Regions from separate parts of the Homo sapiens genome. Here region 1 is linked to region 2. The links are chromatin loops, found by intact Hi-C in ENCODE. Cell type or tissue: B cell. All regions are shown on one strand. Links, peaks and the distances in the headings refer to the core of each region. The heading gives the core; the rest is flanking DNA. Region 1 holds the start of AJM1 (apical junction component 1 homolog). Region 2 overlaps TRAF2 (TNF receptor associated factor 2).

Region 1 (11,031 bases), core at 6,680-10,679, 58 kb before region 2:
AGGGAGACGCTGTTGCGGCAGCTGGAGACGAACCAGCTGGACATGGACGCCACGCTGGAGGAGCTGTCGGTGCAGCAGGAGACGGAGGACCAGAACTACGGCATGTATGTGGCCGGACCCGCCCGTGCGGGCGGTGTGGGGGCTGCGGGCGTGGCCGTGGTGCAGGGCCATGGGCTGCACCAAGGAGACAGCAGAGGGGAGTGTCCCCTGTTTGGGGTAAATTAGTCACCTTTGGGCACGGGTGGAGGAGGACTCAGGTTTGCACTGCCCCCAGCAGCCCCCCCACAGTCACCCCTGGCGTGGACTCCTCATACAGGTCATGCTGTGCCTGCCACTCTGAGTACCGCTGACCGTGGCCAGGTGCTGGTGCTCATGGAGTGCTGCTGGGGCTGCCTGCCCATCAGGGGCTTGGCCTCCCAGATTGATGCCAGCATGGGGTGTGCTTTCTGGGGAGCTGCTTGACTTTGGGAAGCTCCCTGTGTTGAAGAGGCATACAGGCCAGGACATGGAGGTCTCTGGTCCTCGATAGCAGAGGGCGGCTCAGAGCATCCTCCTGAGTGGGCCTGGGCAGTGCATAGCCCCGGGGTTGCGGCCAGTGGGACAGCTGGCCCGTTCTCTGCCTCAGGCTCCTGTACAGCTAGGGGCTTGGTGCCTCCCCTGGGACCCAGGCAGGGACCACGGAATCAGTGGCCCTCCTGAGGCCCCCCAGGAGGTCTCTGTTTCCAGAAGGAGAGCCCTGTGGGTCACCTTGGATCTGGCTGTTGGCTCAGACACAGCAAGAGACCGAGAGGGAAGGCAGTTTGATGCCTGGAGAGGGACCCGTGGCTTCCAGCTGCCAGGCCAGCCCCAGAATGGAGCCCCCCGCATGGGCGCTTCTCTGTTGAACCAATCCTGGCATTTCCTGGGCCTGAGAGTTGGGTCAGCTGGATGCTGCGATGGCCGCACGTGCTCCACCAAGCCCCAGCCCCCTCCTCTTCCCAGAAACCCCCGCTCACGGGAAGGTCCAGTTGCTGCCATCTGGCCACCTCTGCATGGAGCCCCCAACAGCTGTGCCTCAGAACAGATCCGAAGTGACTTTCAGGGGAGCTGGACACATGTACGCTGGTGCCTGCTGTCCCCACCCTTTGGCACTGCTGCTCTTTCTTTTTCTGAGATGGAGTCTCGCTCTGTCGCCCAGGCTGGAGCGCAGTGGTGTGATCTCGGCTCACCGCAAGCTCCGCCTCCCGGGTTCACGCCATTCTCCTGCCTCAGCCTCCCAAGTAGCTGGGGCTACAGGCACCCGCCACCACACCCGGCTAATTTTTTTTGTATTTTTAGTAGAGACGGGGTTTCACTGCGTTAGCCAGGACGGTCTCCACCTCCTGACCTCGTGATCTGCCTGCCTTGGCCTCCTACAGTGCTGGGATTACAGGCATGAGCCACCGTGCCTGGCTGGCACTGCTGCCCTTGGAAGTGGATGGGGATGATGGCCTCTGTGGGGCGGGTGGCCCAGAACACAGTGGCTCTTCCCAGCCCCAGCAGCAGCAGCAGAGAGCCCCCTGTCACCTGAGGGCCTCAGGGAGAGGCAGGGGAGCCAGGCTTCTCACCCGCCTTCTGCCTTTCAGCTTCCTGGAGATGATGGAGGCTCGCAGCCGTGGCCATGCGTCCCCACTGGCGGCCAACGGGCAGAGCCCATCCCCGGGCTCCCAGTCACCAGTGGTGCCTGCAGGCGCTGTGTCCACGGGGAGCTCCAGCCCCGGCACACCCCAGCCCGCCCCACAGCTGCCCCTCAATGCCGCCCCACCATCCTCTGTGCCCCCTGTACCACCCTCAGAGGCCCTGCCCCCACCTGCGTGCCCCTCAGCCCCCGCCCCACGGCGCAGCATCATCTCTAGGCTGTTTGGGACGTCACCTGCCACCGAGGCAGCCCCTCCACCTCCAGGTAGGCCCTGGAGCTGCCCCTCCCAAACTGGTCCCAGACCCCCAGGCCCTCACAGGTGGGGTCCTGGATTTCGGAGCGCTCCACGCTTCTTCCTGCTTGTCCCAGTCCCGTGGGCACATCCCGGGTGGGCCTGGCTTGGGGTTGGGTGCAGTGAGGGTTCTGGTGCCGAGTGAAGAGGACCCGGCATCACTGTTCACAGAGCCAGTCCCGGCCGCAGAGGGCCCAGCAACGGTCCAGAGTGTGGAGGACTTTGTTCCTGACGACCGCCTGGACCGCAGCTTCCTGGAAGACACAACCCCCGCCAGGGACGAGAAGAAGGTGGGGGCCAAGGCTGCCCAGCAGGACAGCGACAGGTGAGGGGTGGGCCTGGGCCTCCTCTCCCATTGCCCCCCAGCCTCCAGGGTGCCCGAGCAGCAGGTGGGGCTGGCTTTCTAGGGGCGCAGAAGGGGCCCCCCGCCGGCTGGTCACTGTTGGCTGAGGACAGAGCAGCTCTGTGGCTGGAGCAGACGAGGGAAGGGCTTGGACGGGGCTTCCAGACATCAGAAAGGCCTGGCCACCTGCTCTGCCCACACCCTGGAGAGGACAGGGGCACCTTGGGGTCTTCTGTGGGCAGATGCCACATGGAAGCCATTGGAGAGGCCACTGCAGGTCATATGGGAGGTTCAGGCCACCAGATGTGGTCTCCACAGGGCCAGGATCCAGGTGCTGCAGAGACAGGGGCGGCTTCCTGCAGGTCCTAGAGCTGGGAGCTAGAGCCGCCTCCCCAGCCATCTGCCAGCCCCTCCCACCACTCTGTCTGCCAAGCTGCCCCAAATTTTGCCTGCAGCAAAGCCCTGCATTTGGTCCCAGGACAGCCCTGGACAAGCTCCACCCACAGTGGCCTCAGCACCTCAGCCTCACCCATTGCTGTGGGGCAGCGGCTTCCTCCAGAAATACACAAAGGACAGAAAGCCCCGTGGCCCTGAGCTGGGCCCGCCTCCTCCACGAGCGCCCACTTGTGCGGCTCCACATCCTTCACCCACTGAGCGGCCGCAGGGCAGCACTGTGTCCAACCTTGTGCCCCCGACCCCTTCCTGCTCAGAAGCCCTGTGACCATGAGGGGGCCTCTCCACAACACAGCACCTGGGGTGGGGTGGCCCCACGGCCAGGGTGTGCTGGGTACCAGGGCGCCTAGAACCAAGGCCCGTGAGCCCGGCCAGCCATCCCTACCCCGTGGCCCTTGACCGCTTTGCCCCCTGCTTTGCAGTGATGGGGAGGCCCTGGGCGGCAACCCGATGGTGGCAGGGTTCCAGGACGATGTGGACCTCGAAGACCAGCCACGTGGGAGTCCCCCGCTGCCTGCAGGCCCCGTCCCCAGTCAAGACATCACTCTTTCGAGTGAGGAGGAAGCAGAAGTGGCAGCTCCCACAAAAGGCCCTGCCCCAGCTCCCCAGCAGTGCTCAGAGCCAGAGACCAAGTGGTAAGGGCAGGTGTCCCCACGGGTGCGGCCTGGAGACCCGGGTGGGGCAGTTCAGGACGCCTCCAGAGGACCCTGACTGACCCTCTGCTTGTCCACAAAGGTCCTCCATACCAGCTTCGAAGCCACGGAGGGGGACAGCTCCCACGAGGACCGCAGCACCCCCCTGGCCAGGCGGTGTCTCTGTTCGCACAGGTCCGGAGAAGCGCAGCAGCACCAGGCCCCCTGCTGAGATGGAGCCGGGGAAGGGTGAGCAGGCCTCCTCGTCGGAGAGTGACCCCGAGGGACCCATTGCTGCACAAATGCTGTCCTTCGTCATGGATGACCCCGACTTTGAGAGCGAGGGATCAGACACACAGCGCAGGGCGGTAAGACGAGTCCTCCCGGGGCAGAGGTCAGCCAGGTGGCCAGGGTCCCTCCCACAGGCCTGATCTGGGTGGGTGCAGTGGGAGGAGGCTTCTGGAAGAGGCATCTCATGTCCCCACACTTGGGCCTTGCCGGCCTGGTTTGAGATCCCACAACCCCTGGGGGTGTGGGAGGGATGATGGCCTGACCAGTTGCTCTCCCTGCTCCAGGATGACTTTCCCGTGCGAGATGACCCCTCCGATGTGACTGACGAGGATGAGGGCCCTGCCGAGCCGCCCCCACCCCCCAAGCTCCCTCTCCCCGCCTTCAGACTGAAGAATGACTCGGACCTCTTCGGGCTGGGGCTGGAGGAGGCCGGACCCAAGGAGAGCAGTGAGGAAGGTGGGTGGGGGCACCAGAGTGCGGTCAGCCTGCTGGAGTTTGGGTAGAACGTGGGCCTCCTCCCAGCTGCTGGCCGCTGGCCGGGGTCCTCTCCTGAGTCCAGGATGCTGTGCCATGCTCCTGGCAGCCCCCTGCAGGAGCTGATGTTTGCAGTGTGGTCCTGTCCATCAGCAGGGCCTCCTGGAGGGCTGGGGCTCGCTGCTTTGTGAGTTTCTAGAGAAGTCCTGTCACCCAGCTTGGGGTCCCCGTTGGCCTGAGTTTGAGCCACTGTCTGTCCTGTCTGTGCAGGTAAGGAGGGCAAAACCCCCTCTAAGGAGAAGAAGAAGAAGAAGAAAAAAGGCAAAGAGGTACTGGCTACTCCCCTTCCTGGCAGGCCAGGACTGGGTGGCATGCGGTCCTGGGACCAGGGCTGTGGCTTCCTGTGACTCCATGGCGCCCCATCCTTGTGCTCCTCAGGAAGAAGAAAAAGCTGCCAAGAAGAAGAGCAAACACAAGAAGAGCAAGGACAAGGAGGAGGGCAAGGAGGAGCGGCGACGGCGGCAGCAGCGGCCCCCGCGCAGCAGGGAGAGGACGGCTGCCGATGAGCTGGAGGCTTTCCTGGGGGGCGGGGCCCCGGGCGGCCGCCACCCTGGGGGTGGCGACTACGAGGAGCTCTAGGCCGGCGTGGGCAGTGGCCGCCCTGGGGCGGGGGGCGTGCCTGTCACTGCCTGGGGAGGCATTTGCCTCTGTACCATCGCCTTTGCCGCTGCCCCGTGGCTGCCGTGTGCGCTTCTGAGCTGGAAGAGGCCGGGCATTGGTGGTCCCCAGGCTGGGCCCTGCAGGTGCTGGGCCTTCAGGCCCAGTGTGAGCCTGCTCTGCAAGAAGGGAGGGGACAGCTGGCTTCAGCCAGGCTCGGTGGACACCCTGGCCCTCTCGGGGCAGAGCCGCCAGTGTTTCTCAGGGATGTGACTGAGGCCCAGGAGGGACCTGTGAGGGTCTGTTTACAGAGGCTGGGCAGGGGCCGCTTGGCTGTGGGGTGTGCGCTGCCCCGGCACCTGCTTGCCCTCCGCGCTCATCTGGGGCCGCAGCATGCCTATGGTTCCGCTTCCGGCCGGGAGCCCTGAACACGGGTGTGCAGACTCACCCTAAAGGGCGGCCCAGGCCCCACGCTAGAAGGCTGGCGAGACCGAAGGCAGCATGTGAGGCCTCTCCTGGGAGTGGGGGTTGTGTTTCCCACAGTGGCCTCAGCTGCGCCCCCGCTCAGGTGAGCCCGAAGGCAGGAGCCGGGAGGCACTCCTCCCAAACACTCCACTCAGACCATAAAGCACTCCTGTTTCACTCTGCGTGTGTCTGTTCTTCTGCCTGTACCTCTGCTCCCGCTGCCCCGGGCCCAGGCTGCCGTGGGTTGGCAGGAGGCTGCCCAGCAGTGGTGTGAGGACGTCCCACCAAGTCTGGCCACACCCTGGGTACATTCCAGCCCACCTGTGCCAGGGCTCAGCAGCTGCACGCAGCACGCTTGGCGACCTCAGCCCCAGGAGGTGGAAGTCCACTCTGCAAGGCTCCCAGGCAGCCGCCTGCAGCCCTGCCCCCCGCCTTCAGGCTCCTGCCCCCTCCAGCTGTCAGCAGCGCCCAGCCTCCACCCCCACAGCTACTGTTGCCATGAGAACCCTGCAGGGCAGGCAGGAAGAGTGTGCCAGTGAAGGGGAGGAGGTGGCCAAGCTGGAGGCTCCTCTGCCTGGGAGCCTTGTGGCCCCAGGGTGTTGGGCAGTCACTGCAGTCCCTGAGCAGGTGCTGTGGCCCACAGCAAGCTTAGCCTGGCCCCTTAGCCCACAGCCCATGAGGTCAGGGCCGGGTTCAGGGGTTCGCCTGGTGTGGGGATGGGTCGACAGTACGTGAACTTGACAGGATCACACCATGGACGGCTATGTTGGGGTTTCAGTGGGCCCTGCTTTGAACAGTGCAGAATGGGGTAGGTCCTGCCCTTCAGAGCCAAGGGCATCAGCTCCCCACCCCTCTGCCAAGCTAGAACGTTCCCAGGCCCAATGCCTTGGGGAGGGGCTGGCAGAGTGGGACGAGGACATTACCAGGCAGGTATGGCAGGTCACGTGCAGGCCTTCCCAGGCTGGCAGGGACCGGATGCAGGAGTGGCCTCACCCAGAGAGGATGGCATCCTGGGGACACAAGAGGCTGCAGGGGCCATCTGGCCCCAGGTACCCGCCAAGATTTTGGCATTGGCAGCCTTGAAGCAGATAGGGCCTGGGGAGAGGCCAGTGGGGCACAGAGTAGCCCATCTGCTCCTGCCTCGCCCGACAGGAGATGCGAATTCCAAGATGCCCCTGACCAATCTCTGCAGCCCAGGCCAGGGTTCGGGCCCCTCCTCTCAGGCAAGTGTGTTGGGGTGACACTGGCGGGACTGGCAGGCTGCTCCGGGCCACAAGACTCCTGCTTAGACACTGAGGTCTGTGTCTTGGGGGTGCTGCAGGGACCCTGTGCTCTGCACAGCCCCAAATTGGAGCCAGTGCAGCTCATGATCCCCAGCTCCACGGTGCAGCCCCCACTGGGTGCGGCCCCTTTAAGTACAGCCCCTTCAGCTGCCATCAGGGGCAGCACTGAGCAGCCAGGCCAGGATCCGCGCTGCTGCCTGGAAGCTTCTGCCCGTGCCGGGGACGCAGCAGTGCCGGGGACACAGAGGAGCCGACCTGGGGGTGGCACAGCCCACCGGGGCACAGCCAGAGCAGCACCCAGGTAAGGGGCTAGGGGCCGAGTTGCTGAGTGTGTCACCGTCATGGGCGGGGGAAGCTGCCTTAGGGCAGCCGAAAGGATGGGGAGTCCCCGCCCCCAGGCAACACCGGCTGTATCCCTTGAAGGGCCGCTCCCAGCCAGGGCAAGGCAAGGCAAGGCAGGGCTGGGAGGTGGGGAAGGCCGCCAGCCATCTCCGTGGGCTCCAGAAGGCCTTGGGCCCGGGAGAGGGCCGACCCCACCCCCATCCCCACGGGAGGGGGTGTCACCGACAGCTGCAGCCAGCAAGGCCGACTGTCACCTCCCTGGGGTGGAGCCTCACACCCTGTCATCCGGCCGGATTCCGGCCTGGCCTTGAGCTTAGCATGAAAGAGGGAGCAGGAGGGTAGACAGTCCTGCCACGGGTGGGGTGGAGGGGGGAGATGGGGGGGTGGGCGGGGGAGGCTGGGATGGGCACAAGGCCTGGGACTCGTGGCCCTGACCCAGAAAAACAGCCCTGCCAGCAGGAAGCCCCTGCACACCTGGGACACAGAGGGGGGACCCGGCCAGACCCCGAGAGGCCCATCCACCTGAGGTTCTGCCCTGCAAGGGGCCTGGCCAGGTACCCGCTTTCCCCAGCTCACTCTGGGGTAGACCCCCCAGACCAGGTGTTGGGTGTGCAGAGGCCAGGCCTGTGGCCACTCTCTGACGCACCCCCCAGCTGGCTCTGGGATCACAGAGGGGTTGGCAGCCCACATCTGAACCCAGGCCAGCCTGCCGCGTGGGGGCCTAAGAAATGCAGGTTTCCATGGAACCTTCTGAGCGAAATGGGGAGGGCCCTCTCCTGCAAAGCAGTGGGGCTTCCCCCACCCTCCGCCCTGCCCACCCCCAGCGGGCAGCTTCCAGGCCTGGTGCGCAGCTCAGAGGAGGGGCTGCCACGAGCTCGCGGCTCGATGGCTTGGGACTGCCTTGCAAACCCTAGGGGGGTGTCCTGTGCGTTTACACAAAGCTGGGGCCTTGTTTCAACCACCCAAAGATACTTGGGGTCAGAAAAGGTGTCGGCAGAGGAAAGGGAGATTTAGGGCCCGGGTATGCTCTCTGGGGGCATTTTTCTGGCCTGGGGCTCGCGGGAAGTTGAGGGCACCTAGGCGTGGGTCCTTGCAGTGCTGGGGGCGGGGCTCTGTGCTCGGCCCGGCCAGCAGGTGGGGTGGTTGGTGTCACCCACTTGGTGCAGAGCCGGCTAAGGCTGAGGCCCAGGGACTCGCCTTCCACTGTGCGCGATCGGAGGGGTCGCTCTGCAGTGGGCGCTGTGACGGGGGCGCAGTCACTGACGTCTCCTGGGGCAACACCTATAAATAAGGCCCAAATGCGGCCCGTCCTTCCAACTGCGGACACCAGAGGGCGCAGCCCCAGGACCACGCCCCCACTCCCCTACCCCACCCGGAAAGGGGTCCACCCGAGCCGACCCCGCCGTCACTAGTCGGGGGAGGGGAGGCCCTGGAGCTTCACGCGGGAGCTCCCGCCGCGGGAACCACAACCACGGCTAAGCCTTTCTGGCCCGCCCGCCCCATCGCAGGGAGAGGACGGGGGGACGGGCAGGACGGGCGCCTGGACAGCTGGGTTCCTCCCGCAGGTGCTTCTGACCCCGGCATGGAGGAAGCGCCCGCGTTCTCGGCCCAGGCCCGCAGCCAGGGCTGCTCCGCCCGCTGCGCCCCAGGTAAGCCGGGCCAGCGTGGGGGAGTAGCGGGGCCTGGGCTGCGGAGGGGGCCGCCCTGACCCGCGTCTCCCCCCAGGGCAAAAGCCCCGCAAGGCAGTGTGAGCTGGAGCCGCCAGCCTGGGGACCTCTTTTAAGATGACCCGTACGGACCCTCCGGACCTGCTGGTGTCGACCGTGTACCAGGACATCAAGGTGGCGACCCCGGGACCCGCGTCCAAGTGCTCGCCATGTGAGCGATCCGTGGCCCGGCCTGCTGAGCCCGCGCCTTTCAACAAGCGCCACTGCCGCAGCTTCGACTTCCTGGAGGCGCTGGACGGGCCGGCCATGGAGACCCTGCCGGAGCCACCGCCGCCGGAGTCCGCTGTGCCGCGCGCCCGGACCCGCGAAGCCGAGCCACGCCGCCGCGCCCGCTCCAAGAGTGCGCCCCGCGCGCCCCCGGGCCTGACGCCCGCGCCCGCCTCGCCGCCGGTGTTGCCCCGCCGAGGGCGGGAGGCCCAGCGTGCGGCGCGGGCCGAGGCATCGCCGCGCCGGGAGCCCGCGTACCCGGCGCTCCGCGCCCTTGCCAACGAGCTGCATCCCATCAAGTTGCAGCCGCAGCGGGGCGGCCCCGGCCGCGTCGCGCCCCTGTGCGCCGCCGCGGGCCGCTGCGCACCGCCCGAGCCACCCGCGGGTCCCGCCCCCCACGTGCGCTGCCGCCTGGACATCAAGCCAGACGACGCAGTGCTCCAGCACGCCACCCGGGGCTCGCGGTCCTGCGGGCCCACCGAGGCCGCGCACTGGGCCCGCCCCGCCCCGCAGTTCCACGGCCTCACGGTGCCCGGGCCCCGCCACATGGCGCTGTCGCGCACCCCGACGCCCAGCGACTCATACTGTGCGGATCCCCGGGCGTTCTACTGCGACGGGCCCCTGCCTGGGCCCCGGGACTACGCCGAGCGCCGCAGTCTGCCCTTCACCACCCCGCCGGGCCCCACCCAGTTCTTCTATACAGAGGAGCCCCAAGGCTTCCGGGGCAGCTTTGCAGCCAGTCCCGGCCCAACCTTCGACGCCTACTACCCCAGGCCCTATCCGTCCGAGGAGCTCTCGGGGCCCAGTCCAAGGCGCATGGGCGGCTACTACGCAGGAGAGGTGCGCACCTTCCCAATCCAGGAACCGCCCTCCCGCTCCTACTATGGGGAGGCTCCACGAGCCTACGGCCTGCCCTACGGGCCCCGCTATGTCCCCGAGGAGCCCCGGGCCCACTCCACCGCCCGCCCCTTTTACACGGAGGACTTCGGAAGGTACCGCGAGCGTGACGTCCTGGCTCGGACGTACCCGCACCCGCGCAGCAGCCCGGCCTGGGCGGACTGGGGCCCGCGACCGTACCGCACCCTGCAAGTGGTGCCGCCCTCTGACCCCGACCCGTTGCTCGCCTCCTGGCACGGCGGCACCGGCACCAGTCCGCCCCGGCTGGCCACCGACAGCCGCCACTACTCGCGCTCCTGGGACAACATTCTGGCCCCGGGGCCGCGCCGAGAAGACCCGTTGGGCCGCGGCCGCAGCTACGAGAACCTGCTGGGGCGCGAGGTGCGGGAGCCGCGAGGCGTGTCCCCCGAAGGCCGGCGCCCGCCCGTCGTCGTGAACCTGTCCACCTCTCCCAGACGCTACGCCGCACTGTCCCTGTCCGAGACGTCGCTGACGGAGAAGGGCCGCGCGGGCGAGGGCCTGGGCCGCAACTGGTACGTGACGCCCGAGATCACCATCACTGACAATGACCTGCGCGCCACCGAGCGCCCGAGCGCCAGGGCCTGGGAGTTGCCCGGGGGCCGCACGCGGCCACCTCCCCACGCGGCCCCCGACGGCCCCACCTCTGGCCGCCAGCGGAGCCTAGAGCAGCTGGACGAGCTCATCACGGACCTGGTCATCGACTCGCGACCCACCGCCGGCCAGGCCTCAGAGCCCGCGGCCGACTGCCTGGGCCCCCAACTGCGCCGACTGCTGGACTCGCGGCCCGCGGGCTCCGGGGCCCCCGCGCTGGCGCCGCCACGCTCGCCCCCCGCCTCGGCCGGCAGCGCCGAGGAGCCCGCGGCCCCGGGAGAGGCGGCCGACGCGTCCCCCGAACCCAGCGCCGACGAGGACGACCTGATGACCTGCTCCAATGCGCGCTGCCGGCGCACCGAGACCATGTTCAACGCCTGCCTCTACTTCAAGTCCTGCCACAGCTGCTACACCTACTACTGCTCGCGCCTGTGCCGCCGCGAGGACTGGGACGCCCACAAGGCGCGCTGCGTGTACGGCCGCGTGGGCAGCGTGTGCCGCCACGTACTGCAGTTTTGCCGCGACAGCGGCCCGGTGCACCGCGCTTTCTCGCGCATCGCGCGTGTCGGCTTCCTGTCGCGCGGCCGCGGCGTGCTCTTCCTGGGCTTCCCAAGTCCAGGCTCGGCCGACAACTTCCTGCGCTTTGGCCTGGAGGGGCTGCTGCTATCCCCCACCTACCTATCGCTGCGTGAGCTGGCC
Region 2 (4,000 bases), core at 1-4,000:
CTTGGGCTGTGTGACCTCGGGCGAGGTATTTACCCTCTCTGTGCCTCAGGTTTCTTGTCTGTCGATGGGGGTGCAGGATCCCACCATCGTGGGGTGGCTGTGAGGGTTGGAGGTGCCTGTGTGAGCCCTGGGAATGCCATGGTTATCTGAGCAGTAGCATTTCCTGGGAATGAAGGGGAGATCGCTGTGCACCAGGACCTGCAGCTTTCAAGTTTGGTGGGGGTTTTTGTTGTGTCTCTTGTATCCACAAAGGATTGCTTATTTTGAATTGTGTTGACACTGGAAATTGCAGAAATAATGGACACACTTGTCCTGTGGTCACAGCAACATAGGCAGTGGCCCGCACTTCACTTGGCTGTGGTTTGTCCCTGTGTGCTGGGCGAGCCGTGCACGCCTTCCTGCACTGGGGATTTCAGTGTGATTCTCACGTCACCTTTTAGGCATTTGGAAACTTCACCTGTAGTGTAGAGGCCAGGAGGTGCCGAGAGAGCTCGTCGAGGCCACTACAGCTCGCCAAGTTATGCAGTCTTCCTTCTTGTAATGAATGCCCTTTAAGAGGTTTCTCTCTGGGATCCTTGTACAGGATTCCTGGAGTAACACTGTCCACAGAGCCCAAAGGTAGAGGCAGCCCAGTGTCTGCGGATGAATGGATAAACACGGGAAGTGTGATCTGTGCACACAGTGGGATATGATTCAGCCTTAAAAAGGAAGGCGATTCGGACACACACACCCCAGGGATGAACTCTGAGGACAGTGTGCTGAGTGACATGAGCCAGTTACCAAAGGACAGATCCTCTGTGATTCCACTTAGGGGCCACCCTTAGAGTCATCAGATCCATGGGTACAGGAAGTAGAATGGAGGAGACAGGGGTCATTGTTCAGTGAGTACCGAGTCATACATTGGAATGAGGCAGTACCTTGATGCCATCCAATCCAGCCCCAGGTTGGTGAGGCTGTGAGGGCTGTTTGCTCAGAATCCTGGCTTTCTGCACTTAGGGGAGCTTCCTGCCCGGGCCAGAGCTGGGATCTCCTGCTCAGCCGGACCCTGGGGTGTTACCGGCTGGGTTGGAATTGGACCTGCATTACTGTGTGTTTCTCCTCTCCTGCTCCCCGCCCTGTGAGCCTGGCCACGCCTCCCTCTTCTCCTCGCCCACTCCCCACCCTGTGAGCCTGGCCACACCTCCCACGATCTTTTGACAGACTCTGCTTTGTGGTCTTTGGGCTCCAAGTTTCGTTTTTTCAGAAGAACTGCCCCAGCTGTGTCTGGGGTGAACAAGATGTGCTTTCCTCCCTAGCACGGGGATTGCGTCCTGGACACGGAGCGGTAGCTCCAGGGCACTGCCCTAGAGTGAGACTCCTACCTCTGTGGGCAGAGATGCCAGACCGCCCTCAGCCACGACGTGCGATGCAAAGCTTTCTAGGCTCCTGTGTGGCTCTGCCGCACAAACGGCTGTGGCGCATGGCATTGTACCCCCCACTCCCTGCTCCTTGAAAGAGATGCAGCTTGGTCATTGCCCAGTGCTGTCTGCAAGGGAGATGGCTCCCTGGGGAGGTGGCCCAGGGTCAGGGTCTCCCTGGGAGGGTTGGGGTACCAGCTGGCTGCAGGGAGTAGGGGTGCTATGCGCCATGCCACCCTTTGAGAGGACTGAGGAGTGTCTGGGGGACAGGTGGGATAATAGTTTCCAGCTCTGCACTGGACCCTGAGTCCTCTGGGGTCTCTGCCACCTCCAGGCTCATGGGATGCCACATTGACAATTATGAGGGCCTCCGGCTGAGGGCCAAGGACTATAGCCAGCCCCTGGCCTGGGGCGCCACGCGGTCCTGCAGGCACGCAGGGTGGAAAGTCCCTGGCTGCACCTTTGAGAGCTCTGGAAAGTCCCTGAGAGGAGCCGGGTTTGGTCATGTGGGAGGGGCGGGCACTGCTCTGGAATAACTTGGCTGTGGCCTTTGATTTTGTTGATAAAACCTCTCACTGGCTGTAAATGTCACACATGGGGACGGAAATCAACCCGTCTATACAGTTGGGAGCCGCTCTGCCCCTCGGAGCCGCCTCTCTTTGCTCTCCGGGTGCTCGGAGTGTGCTGCTAGTTGGGGCCTTATTGTAAACACAGTACGGAGGCTAAGGCTGCCTTTCCTCCTTGATGGTCGGAACTTTATTGGAAAAGGGGAAAATCCTGCTTAGCTTTTGAATGTTTGTCCTTTGCAATGATGCCTTTCTAGGAACTGAATGATTTTATTTATTTATTTTTATTTTTTTGAGACGGTCTTGCTCTGTTGTCCAGGCTAGAGTGCAGTGGCGTGACCTCGGCTCACTGCAGCCTCCACCTCCCAGGTTCAAGTGATTCTTCTGCCTCAGCCTACAGGCGCCTGCCACCACATCCGGCTAATTTTTTATATTTCTAGTAGAGATGGGGTTTTACCACGTTGGCCAGGCTGGTCTTGAACTCCTTACCTCAAGTGATCCATCCACCTTGGCCTCCCAAAGTGCTGAGATTCCTGGCATAAGCCACTGCACCTGGCCAAATCGAATAATTTTAAAACTTTAGGTAAATGTTGATGGAGTGCTTGCTGAGTGCCAATAGCAGAACTGAATTCCCCAGTGGGCCCCTGAGCTACTCGTTCTGGCAGCTGGATGCGGGGGTGCGGGGAGACTTTCCAGAGAGGACATAGGCTGGCTGCACGAGCAGCGGAAAGGCCAGGAAAAGCCAAGTATGCTCGGCCTCATGGACATTCTAGTGACATTCAGAGGGATGACGACTGTATTTGCGTCAAATGTGTAGTTTGAATTCTGGCTGAATAAATATTGATTTTTTTTTTTTTAAACTGTGTCTGCTGTGGGTGGGGAGAAGACTGAGACAGATGGTGCTGGTGTAGATGTATCTGCTGCAGGACAACCCTGGTCCCACTGGAGATTTCAAGTACCGAGTGCCAAGAGAAAGGTTTTTTTTGTTTGTTTGTTTGTTGTTTTTTGCGATGGAGTCTCACTCTGTCACCCAGACTGGAGTGCAGTGGTGCGATCTCGGCTCACTGCAAGCTCCGCCTCCCGGGTTCACACCATTCTTCCTGCCTCAGCCTCCTGAGTAGCTGGGACTACAGGCGCCCCCACCACTCCCGGCTAATTTTTTTGTATTTTTAGTAGAGATGGGGTTTCACCATGTTAGCCAGGATGGTCTCGATCTCCTGACCTCGTGATCCGCCTGCCTCGGCCTCCCAAAGTGCTGGGATTACAGGCGTGAGCCACCGCGCCCAGCCAAGAAAGATTTTATTTTTGACATTTCGAGCATGCAGCGCATCTGAGCAGTGAGGCTGAGAGTAGAGGTGTGCCGCTGCCCCACAGGCCTACATGCTGCCCCGCAGCACCTGCCAGCCTTCGCCAGCCTACTTTCAGCCCTTCAACCCCCCACACACATTTTTTTCTTTTCTGGCTTATTTTAAAGCAAATGAAGATGTCATATCATTTCACCTATGAGCATTTTATTACTATTATTTTTAGAAATAGAGTCTCGCTCTGTTGCCTAGGCTAGCGTGTAGTGGTGGGATCATAGCTCACTGCAGCCTCAAACTCCTGGGCTCAAGTGATCCTCCCACCTTGGTCTCCTAAAGTGCTGGGATTACAGGTGGGAACCCACTGTGCCCGGCCATTTTACTATGTTTTAAAGAACAGTCTTTTTTATTTTTATTTTTTTATTTATTTGAGATGGAGTCTCACTCTGTCGCCCAGGCTGGAGTGCAGTGGCACGATCCCGGCTCACTGCAAGCTCCACCTCCCACGTTCACGCCATTCTTCTGCCTCAGCCTCCCGAGTAGCTAGGACTACAGGCGCTCACCACCACTCTCGGCTAATTTTTTTTGTATTTTTAGTAGAGACGGGGTTTCACTGTGTTAGCCAGGATGGTCTCAATCTCCTGAGCTCGTGATCCACCCGCCTCGGCCTCCCAAAGTGCTGGGATTACAAGGCGTTAGCCACCGCGCCTGGCCTAAAGAACAGTCTTTTAATTAA

What was found. Hi-C counts contacts between places; a loop is a spot of excess contacts. Peaks named below come from ENCODE experiments on the same cell type or tissue, not always from the same donor. Only the 100,000 strongest peaks of a DNase experiment are listed, where the experiment ranks them.
Region 1: a loop joins it to region 2, with 5 times the contacts of the local background. A loop is called at or near these places in 8 of 110 quality-filtered maps.

The regions. Positions count from the first base shown.
Region 1 is chr9:136,835,742-136,846,772 of GRCh38, forward strand. It overlaps AJM1 (apical junction component 1 homolog), which reads left to right and starts at 6,737. Exons shown (of 3, transcript NM_001080482.5): 1 at 6,737-6,848; 2 at 8,455-8,538; 3 at 8,615-11,031. The coding sequence starts at 8,674. It overlaps RABL6 (RAB, member RAS oncogene family like 6), which reads left to right. Exons shown (of 15, transcript NM_024718.5): 8 at 1-104; 9 at 1,605-1,921; 10 at 2,121-2,274; 11 at 3,168-3,380; 12 at 3,481-3,745; 13 at 3,953-4,124; 14 at 4,413-4,471; 15 at 4,581-5,446. The coding sequence ends at 4,781. RefSeq lists enhancers at 2,575-3,456, 6,100-6,981, 6,556-6,850, 6,982-7,862, 7,863-8,743 and 1 more and silencers at 5,636-5,930, 6,877-7,206. In B cell, for the core only: CTCF peaks have their summits at 6,732, 6,931, 8,206 (motif pointing right) and 8,414; DNase peaks (open chromatin) are centred at 6,740, 7,770, 8,220, 9,110 and 5 weaker places; H3K4me3 peaks cover 816 bases; H3K27me3 peaks cover 2,098 bases.
Region 2 is chr9:136,900,730-136,904,729 of GRCh38, forward strand. The region is part of intron 4 of TRAF2 (TNF receptor associated factor 2); the gene reads left to right. Among named protein-coding and RNA genes, the nearest start is that of MIR4479, 16 kb to the left of the region's middle. RefSeq lists enhancers at 1,054-1,373, 1,604-2,063. In B cell, for the core only: no CTCF peak of the experiment used is centred there; DNase peaks (open chromatin) are centred at 1,302 and 1,872; H3K4me3 peaks cover 1,018 bases; H3K27ac peaks cover 3,080 bases.